Regions from separate parts of the Homo sapiens genome. Here region 2 is linked to region 1. A link is a contact called in ENCODE Hi-C or POLR2A ChIA-PET data. All regions are on one chromosome and are shown on one strand. Each heading gives the region's core, a stretch centred on a gene start or an enhancer-like site at or near the end of the contact. The rest is flanking DNA. Distances are from core to core; before and after follow the strand shown. Region 1 holds the start of TNFSF18 (TNF superfamily member 18). Region 2 overlaps PRDX6-AS1 (PRDX6 antisense RNA 1).

What was found. A loop is a pair of places that touch in the nucleus more often than their neighbours do. ChIA-PET counts read pairs that join two places held with the same protein, here RNA polymerase II (POLR2A).
Region 2: a loop to region 1 is called in a map of PC-9, with 3 times the contacts of the local background. The contact joins the enhancer-like site here to the promoter of TNFSF18 in region 1. A Hi-C loop is called at or near these places in 1 of 168 maps with a recorded cell type or tissue (PC-9). POLR2A ChIA-PET finds 5 or more read pairs at or near these places in 1 of 52 experiments (activated B cell).

The regions. Positions count from the first base shown.
Region 1 is chr1:173,047,190-173,052,286 of GRCh38, reverse strand. It overlaps TNFSF18 (TNF superfamily member 18), which reads left to right and starts at 1,346. Exons shown (of 3, transcript NM_005092.4): 1 at 1,346-1,546. The coding sequence starts at 1,391.
Region 2 is chr1:173,425,379-173,430,905 of GRCh38, reverse strand. All of the region lies in intron 1 of PRDX6-AS1 (PRDX6 antisense RNA 1), which reads left to right. The region is part of intron 2 of LOC100506023 (a long non-coding RNA gene); the gene reads left to right. It also overlaps a transcript of TNFSF4 not described here. Among named protein-coding and RNA genes, the nearest start is that of PRDX6-AS1, 33 kb to the left of the region's middle. Within about 2 kb of position 1,270, at least 34 of the 41 ENCODE cell types and tissues checked have a DNase peak (open chromatin) inside an H3K27ac peak, as active enhancers do; they include PC-9, where a contact is called at or near this core.

The DNA of each region.
Region 1 (5,097 bases), core at 97-2,596:
CCTCTTGTCCTTAGTTTCCTTTTTTTGTAAAGGAGGATGTTAAATCTCTGGACTTTTTTCTAATTTATAAATCGTCAATTCTCTCTTAGATTAAAAAATAGGTTTTCCAAAATACTTTCATTGTACTTCCTTTTGTTTAAGTAAACTTTAGGTGAATTTTATCTTGTGGGAAAGATAAAGAATGTTCATTCTTTTCTAGGATTTAATAATTGAATTAAACTTCACTACATCGCTAAAGAGGGTAGAGAAGAGATAATCTAACATTTATGGAATGCATAAACTTTTCACCTTCATTTCATTCTCCACAAAAGCATTATAAAGTGAAAATTTTCTCCATTTTACAGTGAAGGAAACTGAAGCTCAGAGAACTCAAGTAACATGCCTAAGGCCACAGAGCAGGTAGGAACTGGGCAGTGCCAGCCTCTGCTCTTGAGGTCTGTCTGATTTAAAAGCCTGTGTGACTGAGGTCCATAGAACCAGGAGACTTCCTCAATTTTGTAGTAAACCCATATTTTTGGGCCCAGGAAGAAAACCCAAGGTTTTTTTTTTTTTTTTTTTGGAATAGAGTATAAGCTCTGGCTGAGGGCAGGATGCAGGAAAATATCCTTCTGTAAAATAACTTCTTATGCCAGAACTAGATTATCAGAGTTTAAAAATGATGAAATATAAAATTGAGCTTGTTGTATTTACAATTTTTTATTAAATTCTTGTAATACACTTGATATTTTCTAGAGACTCAGAATGAACGCATTCTATACACTAGAAATTGATGAAACATTTTTGTGAGTATAGATTTTATTTTTCCAGGTTTACTGAAGTATAATTGACAAATAAAAATTGTGGGTATTTAAGGTAAACAAGATGATGACTTGATTAAAACTCTATTTTTTCCAAACTAGAGATCCTAGCCTCTCCAACTTCCTAACACTCTGCCGCTCATGTACATGATATCTGGAGTATGGTAGGGGGATTAATCTCAAACTTTATTTTTTCTTATAAAAAGTGATTTTCTTATCTAGAAATAATCTGGAATACTTTCTTAGATGAGAGCACACCACTTTATTCTCCCAAGCCTCCTCTACACGTGCACTGTACTGCCGTTTGATTTAGGAAAGAAATTTTTTTCCCCTCTGAACTTCCCTTGTGCTTTTTTTTTTATGTTCTGAGTTTGTGTTGGCTTTCAGCCTTCCGTTCCTTTTGTTGTATTTGATCTGGTGCCAAATGAGAGTCAGCACTTAAGTTATAAGTATCATTTTCTAACACAGTGACAGAAGGAAAACTCCGCCTTCCACACCCACTACTAATTACCATATTGCTACAAAACATGACATTGCATCCTTCACCCATCACTTGTGAATTTTTGTTTTCCACAGCTCTCATTTCTCCAAAAATGTGTTTGAGCCACTTGGAAAATATGCCTTTAAGCCATTCAAGAACTCAAGGAGCTCAGAGATCATCCTGGAAGCTGTGGCTCTTTTGCTCAATAGTTATGTTGCTATTTCTTTGCTCCTTCAGTTGGCTAATCTTTATTTTTCTCCAATTAGAGGTAAGGAGGCAATTGTACCTAAGGTTACTATTTGCTATAATCCTCTATTTATTTGTTTTTCTAGTTGTTATCATTGTCACTCAGTATTGTTAGCAATAGTTGGAAGGAAGAGATGTGTATACATAATGTAAATACAATTCTAATATTGTCATGACATGGCGTTTGAAGTTTATCTAAAGGTTTTGAGATAAAAGGTATCAGAAAATGCTAAATGTTAGCTGCAGAACTCTGTTAGATAGAGAGAACTGGTTAAGCCAATTGACAGGGGCCTGTGGAGTATTTTTCCTTCCCTCTGCTATAGCTCTTGGTGGAATAAAAAAGGTAAAAATATGAATGAATATCAAGGAATGGGATGCAAGCTATAGTCTTATTTATGGAAAAGACTTAAAAAAATAGTGAAAGACAGGATTAAGTAAATGACAGGTGGTTTGTGTGTCTTTGAGGAGGGAAGTGGCCCTGAGCTAGGTGTAAGAAGATCTGGATTCTGGTTCTGGGTCTCCTAATAACCAGCTGTATAAATTTGATAAAGACATTTAATCTCTCTAGTTTGCAGCTTCTTTATCTAAAAAAACTGGTGGTAGGGGAATGGATTTATTATGATGTTTCTTCTAGCTATAAAATGTCATGATCAAGAATTTATTTAAGGGTAGTATGAAGAATAAATGCCTAAGTCACTCAAAAGCAGGGAACAATGACTTTAGATTGAGTTGATCAGGGAAGACTTCATGGAGGAATGAGAAAGCCCATATCTATTTGGGAAGCCCCTGATGCTTGTCAGGAATTTCCCATTGAGATGCAGGCCAAGCTGTGGGCCTAGAGAATGGGATGGTACACTGGGAATGGAGATTAGTTTTGTTCTTTACTAAAAAATCTTTCCTCACAGTTAACTACGTAGCACTGATCAAAAAGAAAATAAGAAATGCTTTATTTATTTCAGGATTTAGCCTATTTCTGGCTAAATTTGAAGACTCTAAGTTTTGGGGAGAATAAAGTGGCATATGTCCATCTGAGAAAGAGTTGAAATGTGACTGCAGAAACACTTTTCTTAAGGGAACTGACCAGCAAAGATTTCAAAGATATAGTTCTACCACTTAAGATAAGTAAAAGTAATTGAGAAAAGATGCAGGAGGAAGCAGTCCCCTATTGATATTAATTTAGAGTAGGTATAGCTTTGGCCAATTTTTCCACAGTAGCCCATTAATTTGTATTCCATAACTGTATACAAGGCTTATGTGCAACAGAGGCATTTCTAATTACAACCCTGCTCTCTCAAGAAATGTATGAAGCAGAAGTGTGAACTTTCTGGGTCAGTGAAGTTGAAAGAAAGAATTGTCAGAAATTCTTAGTGTCTAGATTTCTGAAGAAGAGGAAGGGTGAGAATAGCAATAACTTAAATTTGGAAGTGCTTCTTTCTTCTAAAAATTATAAGATTAATTAGCCAGATAACCCTGAAGAACACTGAATATAAGCATCATCAGTTCCTACATATGACTCAGGAATGAATACACAGAAGCCTTTCCCAAAGGCACCCAGCAGTTCTTGCAAAGGGAAAGAGAAAGTCTAATAATGCCAGATCATCTGGGACACCTCTCTTCAGAATCAAACTGGATTAATCCCATGTGTTTGAGCTCTGATTCTGGTTTCTCTCTCCTAGATCCAGTTTCTCAATGAAATGTTCTACCTCTAAAGATAACCCAGAGTTTGTTTCAAATTTGGGGAAGTATAAAATGTTTTTAGAATATTGTTCTGACAGGACACTTGCAGGATTTGTTTCTATGGGAAAAGCCAGTGGCCTGGCCAACCATACATGATATTAGCTTCTGCATTTCACTTTCCACTTACCTGTACTTCCCTTTCCCTATTGGCCACAAATAAATATCTCTGGAAAAGAAGTCTGAGAGGCTGGCAGATAGTGATTCATTATGATGTGGCCACTTCCACATTGTCACAATACCCATGAACCGTGAAGTTTTATTTTGGTCTCCACTCTAGTTTTTACATACAAAGTCCCACTTTCCAGATTGTCTAGACACTACTTTAAAAAGTGTACACTTAAAAGAAAGTGTAACACTTTAAAAAGTGTTAGATGGGAAGCTTGGCTCCTTGGGTCAATTTTTTTCTTTTTTTCTCTCTTCTTTGAGAAAATATTTAACTAAAAGGATAGCTGTGAGTCCAAGGAGTTTGGTCAATCCCTCAGTGAAAATAATCTCACAGGAATTATCACTAAGAAATCAAATGTTCAGCAGAGTCTGAACTTCAGCAAAATGAAGGATACTTTCAGAAGGGGAAGTTGTACTTATACTTAAAAGCAGAGCAGATTTTATTTTCACTGATGATTTGATTAGGGTTGGTTTGGAGAGAGAATGATTGTTTTGGCCATTTTGAGCCGAACTACGTAAATCTAGCCTTAAATCAAGAAGAGGTTACAAAAGCAACTGATCCTTCTAAGCAAAAATAACGAACCCATATGTGTCTTTAAAAGTGGGTATTTACTACTTCCAAACATCAGCAGAATTATAAATAGAAACTTACCCCACAGAGTGGTAGAGGTGAGAGTGTTGACCCAGACAGGCTGGGTGTAGATCTCATTCTTGCCTTTTATTGGCTGCATGACCTTAGGCTAGTTACTTAATCCCTCTCATCCTCATTTCCTCATCTGCAAAATGAGCAACCTAATTTTTGTAGAGTTGTGCTAAGGATTAATGAGACAGTAGAGTATCTGACATAAAGTAGCTCCCAGTAGAGGGGAGTGATTAATATTTGCCCCATTACTATTAATGAGATAATAATGGGCAAAAATTTAACAAGACCATTTAACAATATGGATAGTCTTTGCCTACCTATATCACTCTCTCAATCAAACACTATATCTCAGAGCCAAATTTATGATTTTGCAATTAGATGGATTTTTAGTGGTGGCAATAATTAGAGAGTATCACAGTGATGGTCTCTGTAGCGCTAAATAGACATAAAGCAGCCTGCAGTATATTATACGGAATTTCTGACTCTGGAAATTAGTTTGGACTTAGGTTGTCTATAGCTTAGGTTTCTCTGAGCACATCTCATACATGCTAGTAGATGGTGCAGATACTATCTGTGGCACGTATTTTGGCACTCATTCATATTTAGATTGTTACCAAATTGCTTTGGGTGTGTAATCATGTCTTTCTAGAAAGATTATAAACTTCTTGAGAAGCAAGGACCAAAAATTACATTTGTTTCTCATGCTTACAATGCTGTACAATGTTGGAAATATGGATGCTTAAATTGTAGTTCAATTCTTCATTACAATCACCATCATCACCCAAACAGCTAATATTTATTGAACAGGTCCAGGCAGGATATCTAGGCAAAGCCCTTATTAAAAACGACCTCATTTAACCCCAACAACTTCAACAAGCTAGGTGCTATTATTTCTCCCATTTTATAGATGAGGAAATTGGGGTTAAGGGAGTCTTTGTCACGTCCCTATCATGGGTTGAACTAAATTGAATTTCAACATCTCCTCCAGGAAACACCAAAATGAGGATGAAATAATTGCAAGAGGCCAG
Region 2 (5,527 bases), core at 21-2,520, 380 kb before region 1:
TTACCAATTAGCCTTAACCCCAGCAGAGCTTTAATTAGAATGCAAAGGGTTTGTGGGATCTGTGGGCACTGGAGGAAGAGTGTCTTATGTTGAGATTTTTATAGGATTAAGTACACAGCCTCTGAGTTACATCTGCTATATATAGCACAAATTATATAAACGTTGGTATTGCCTGTCACCTAATACAATTATTTGTGCAGACAGAGTATGACATTAATTCCTGCAGTGAACAACTCTATAGACCCTTCACCCTAATGTGTCCATTTAAATGGAGCCCTATTTGCTATGCACACACTTTTTCAAAGAATCTGTTAGAGAATGTGAATACCAAGTTATAAGCAACAAAAAAGAAAGCAACAAAATATAATGAAATCCCCATTACATCCCTTTGCCCTATAATACTTTCCCTTGACTTTGCTATAAGCATTCCTCTGGCATTCCCACTCCTGACCCACAAGATTATTAAATGTTTATTGTCTCAACTAACTATGCCAACAGGTTCGTAATATCGATACAGAGAAAGTGGAAGACTCTGTGAAAGTTATTTACATTAAACATGCAAGTGTAAAAAAGGATTGTTGAGCAACAGGAGTGAGCTAAGAAGGCAGTTGTGAATTCTGTGCATTCAAGATGAAACAATGTTATTTGTGTGTGTTAGCTGCCTGGCTGAGTAAATAAAGAAGATTCAAATTTGGCGCAGCTGTTCTTTCTCAGTGCTGCCTGGATATTAGATTCCCTGCAACCGTCTGTGTGCTTAGACCCCGCGTTCCATTGCGTAGGCTGCTGGCAGGCCTTTTTTTAGCGGAATGCAGCTGGGAGCAGGAAGGGTGGAGCCTGCTGGGGTTTGACTCAGCAGCTGTGGGCGAGGCCCTACACACTCTGTCTTGAGGACTGTGATAAAGGTTAAAAATAAAGGATAGCACTTGAGTGGGCTTCATAAGGAGTAGCAATCTAATTATAGGGCTTATTTTTACAAAGCAGCAGCTGACAGCGTCAGCCCAGCACGTCCTAAAAGTTCTTAGTAAGGCAGGAAGCTGCTACATTTGCTATGACCAATGTCACTTTAAGGGGTCTTGGCAATTACATTCTCACTCAACTTTTCCTTCTGCAACAAGGATATATGAGGGGGATTAGAGGATATTGCAAAAGCTCACCTTTTATTCAGACCCAATTAAAAACTAAACCCACTAAATCAACTTCCTCTCTCCCTTCTCAAACATTTATAAAGCGCCACCACGCGGCAGGCACAGTGCTGGGTGCTGCCATTCACACCCCACATGGTCTTTTCCCACAGCTGGTGGAGGTTGTGGCGTAGCCTGTGCTCAGTCTTGGATCTGTCTCTTGAGGACCAGTTTCTCTTTGGGCTCTTGTTTCCAAGAGCCATGGAGAATGAGCAGAGCAGCATCTAACAAAGGACGGGGTCCCCTCTCAGCTTCTCTGTCTTCACAAGTGAATGTCACACATTTTAAACTAGAACTCTTTCTACTTATTTAGCACCTAACAGATGCTACAAGAATTCTGGTTACTTTTTCTTTTCTGTTTGGGTCGGGAGCACATGTCTAAGTGTGACAAATGTGAGCAGATTATTTGGAGAGGTGAGGAAATACAAGAAAGAGGGGGGCCAGTCTTTTCTCTCTTTTGGAAAAATAATCATTTTTCGTAGAAACCAGATACTTTCATAATACTCTTTTTTTTTAAAGAAATGTTTTAACATGAAAAAAATTTCAAAGATACATACAAGTAGAGATAATAGTGTAATAAGTCCCCATGTACTTTTTGTCCAGCTTTAACAATTAGCAGCATGTGGCCTGATTTTGTTTTACACATATCCTCTCTCCTGTATTATTTTGGAGCAAATTTGATATGTTATTTCTTTCTTTCTTTCTTTTTTTTTTTCCTTAGACAGAGTCTTGCTCTGTCACCCAGGCTGGAGTGCAGTGGCACAATCTCGGCTCACTGCAACCTCCGCCTCCCAGATTCAATAAATTCTCCTGCCTCAGACTCCCGAATAGCTGGGATTACAGGCACCTGCCACCATGCCTGGCCACAAGTTTTGTATTTTTAGTAGATACGGGGTTTCACCATGTTGGCCAGGCTGGTCTCGAATTCCTGACCTCAGGTGATCCTCCTGCCTTGGCCTCCCAAATTGCTGGAATTACAGGCATGAGCCACTGCTCCCAGCCAATATGTTATTTCATCTGCAAATATTTCAATATGTAGTTCTATAGATAATAATTCCTTTTTAAAAAGTAACCACAAAACAATAAATTCAACTAACATTAGCAATAATTCATTAATATCATAAACTAGTCAGTATTTAAATTTATAATTATCTCATAAATGCATATGCACAATTTTTACAGCTTGTTTGAATTAAGATAAAAATCAGCTGCACATATTATAGTTGGTTCCTTTTTCTCTTAAATCTTTTATTCCATAGATTCCCCTTCCATGTCCCTCTCTGTTTTGTTATCCTGGCAATCAGTTGAAAAACTGAGTACTTTGTCCTGTAGATTTTTATGGATTGGATGCCTGTGGTCCTCTGTAACAGTATCCTCCATTTTCTGTTTCTTGTAAATTAGTACAGTCATGCCCCTCATAACAAAATATTCTGTCAACGATGAACCATTATGGATGGTAGTCCCATAAGATTATAATAGAGGTCGGGCGTGGTGGCTCACGCCTGTAATCCCAGCACTTTGGGAGGCTGAGGCGGGTGGATCACTTGAGGCCAGGAGTTGGAGACCAGCCTGGCTAACATGGCAAAACATTGTCTTTACTAAAATAAAAAAAGTAGCCGGGTGTGGTGGCGGGTGCCTGTAATCCCAGCTGCTTGGGAGGCTGAGGCAGGAATCGCTTGAACCTGGGAGGTGAAGGTTGCAGTGAGCCAAGATCGCACCACTTCAGCTTGGGCAACAAAGCAAGATTCTATCTCAAAAAAAAAAAAAAAAAGATTATAATGGAGTTGAAAGATTCCCATTGCTTAGTTATGTAGCCATTGTAACATGGTAGCACAACACATTACCTTTTCTATGTTTAGATATGTTGCAATACACACTATTGTGTTACAGTCGCCTACAGTTTTCAGTACAGTAACATGCTGTACAGGTTTGTAGTCTGGGAGCAATAGGCTGTACCATATAGCCTAAGTGTGTAGTAGATTATACCATCCAGGTTGTGTAAGTACACTCTGTGATATTTACACAATGAAATCACCTAATAACACATTTCTCAGAATGTATTGCTGTCGTTAAGGGATGCATGATTATAGTTGACTCTAGAGACTTATCAGAGTCAGGTTTCATTTTTCTGTCAAAACGACTTCATACATGGTAGAAAAATCTCATGTCTCTCTTTTTTCCCGATGACATTCTTTACACTGTCAGTGTAGTTTCTGAACTTAGTTGCAATCTGTAAGAGAGGGTTTCTTGACTTCATCACTATTGAAGTTTTGTACCAGCTAATTCTTTGTTGTGGGGTCAGTGGGGGGGCGGGCTCTCCCGTGCATTGTGGAATGTTTAGCAGCATCCTGGTCTCTACCCACTAGATACCAGTAGCAGCCACTCCCCAGTTGTGACAATCAAAAGTATCTCCAGACATTGCCAAATATCCTTTGGGAGGGTAGGGAAAAATCATCCCTGGTTGAGAACCACAGCTGTAGACTAACCATTAGTTATTCTGAAAGGTTATCTGTCCACAGCCTTTAACGTTTCAAGTGCTAATCCATTGACCATGAGACCTAGGCCATTCACTATGATTATTGTATTGATTTTTTGTTGGTGCTGTGACAAATTACTACAAATGTAGTGGCTTAAACAATACAAATTTATTATCATACAGTTCTGAAGGTGACGAGTCCAGATTGGGTTTCACAGGGCTAAAATCAAGGCATCAGGAGGGCTGTGTTCCTCCTGCATGGCGTTTTTCTTTGTCTTCAGAGCCTACAGTATAGCATCTTCCAGTCTCTCTCTCTCTCTGACTGTCTTGCATCCCCCTTATAAGAACCCATGGGAGCTGTGCGCAGTGGCTCACGCCTGTAATCCTAACACTTTGGGAGGCTGATGCAGGAGGATCATTTGAGCCCAAGAGTTTGACAGCAGCCCTGGCAACATAGCGAGACCTTGTCTCTACAAAAAAATGAAAAAATCTGCTGGGTGTGGTGGTGCGTACCTGTAGTCCCAGCTACTCGGGGCCGAGGTGGGAGAATTGCTTGAGCCCGGGAGGTTGAGGCTGCCGTGAGCTGTGTTGTGTCACTGCACTCTAGCCTGGGTGACAGAGCAAGACCCTGTCTCAAAGTAAAATAAAAATTTAAAAAATGAACCCATGGGATTACATTGGGCCCACTGAATAGTCCAGAATAACCTCTGTATTTAAAAGTCCTTTATTTAATCATAGTTGCAAAGTCCCTTTGACCATGTAAAGCAGCACATTTACAGGTTCTGGGGATTAGAATGTTAAAGCTCAGAAAACAACACTCCTAAGTATGGCATTTTGACATGCTGAGTATTTTGAACTAAAGAAGCAGCCATGGAAACAAGGTATCTCTGACCACCTCCTGTCCGCTGTCTCTTGCCTATCTGCCTCTCCTGAAGCACAGGGAGAAAATTTTTCTGAAGTTCCCATATCTGACAAAGGGAAGCACTTTTTCTGAAGTTTCCATATCTGACTAAGGGAAGCTCCTCCAGAAGGAAGCAACTGACTTGAGCCCCACTCCCTATAATCTCATCAAACAGGGAAGACTGACTCGCAGGAAGGAACGTTAGAGTTGACGCCACACCCAGAGCCCAGACGAACTTTGTTTCAGGTTATTATCTGAGTATATAAACTTCTATTGATACAGCATGTTGGATTATTGGGTACTCACTTTCCTGTGATGCTCCATGCACTTGATAAGTCTATATGCCTTTTCTCCAGTTAATCAGTCTATTATCAGTTCATTTTGAAGACTCAAACCTCAACAGGGGAGAGAAAGAGTTCTTTTGTCCCAGTAAGGACTTTCACATCTTTTGGGGACCATATCCACATAACTGAGGCCAGAATGTGTGAAAAATTCATCAAGAGATTTACAAGGAATGAATGCAGGTTGTAGAATGTGGGAACAGTCCATGGTTTGGTCACAGTGTCCAGGCTCAGCCTCCTCGCTCTAGTTCATAGAACCACCTGGAACACACAAAGGCTGTGTGTGCATTAACCATTTACTCTATCATGTTTCTTTCTTGAACAGGGCTGCATTTTTAACTGCCTGATGTCCTTTTCTGTCTGTTTTTATGATTGCTGGCTCCTCCAGCTGTGTCCCAAACAGATTCATTGACTTTGCTTCTAAATCTGCTCTTCTTCCCCATATCACTAGTTATGTTAATGGCTTTGCCATCTTCCTAGAGCCAGATTTCAACCTCATTATTTACCTCATCTAACATGCAATTATTTGCTAAATCCTGGGGATTCCATTTCCACAGGAGCTTTTCAATCTATCCTTTCTTCCCTATTCCCAGTGCTATTCTCTTATTTCAGGCCTCAAGTTGCTATT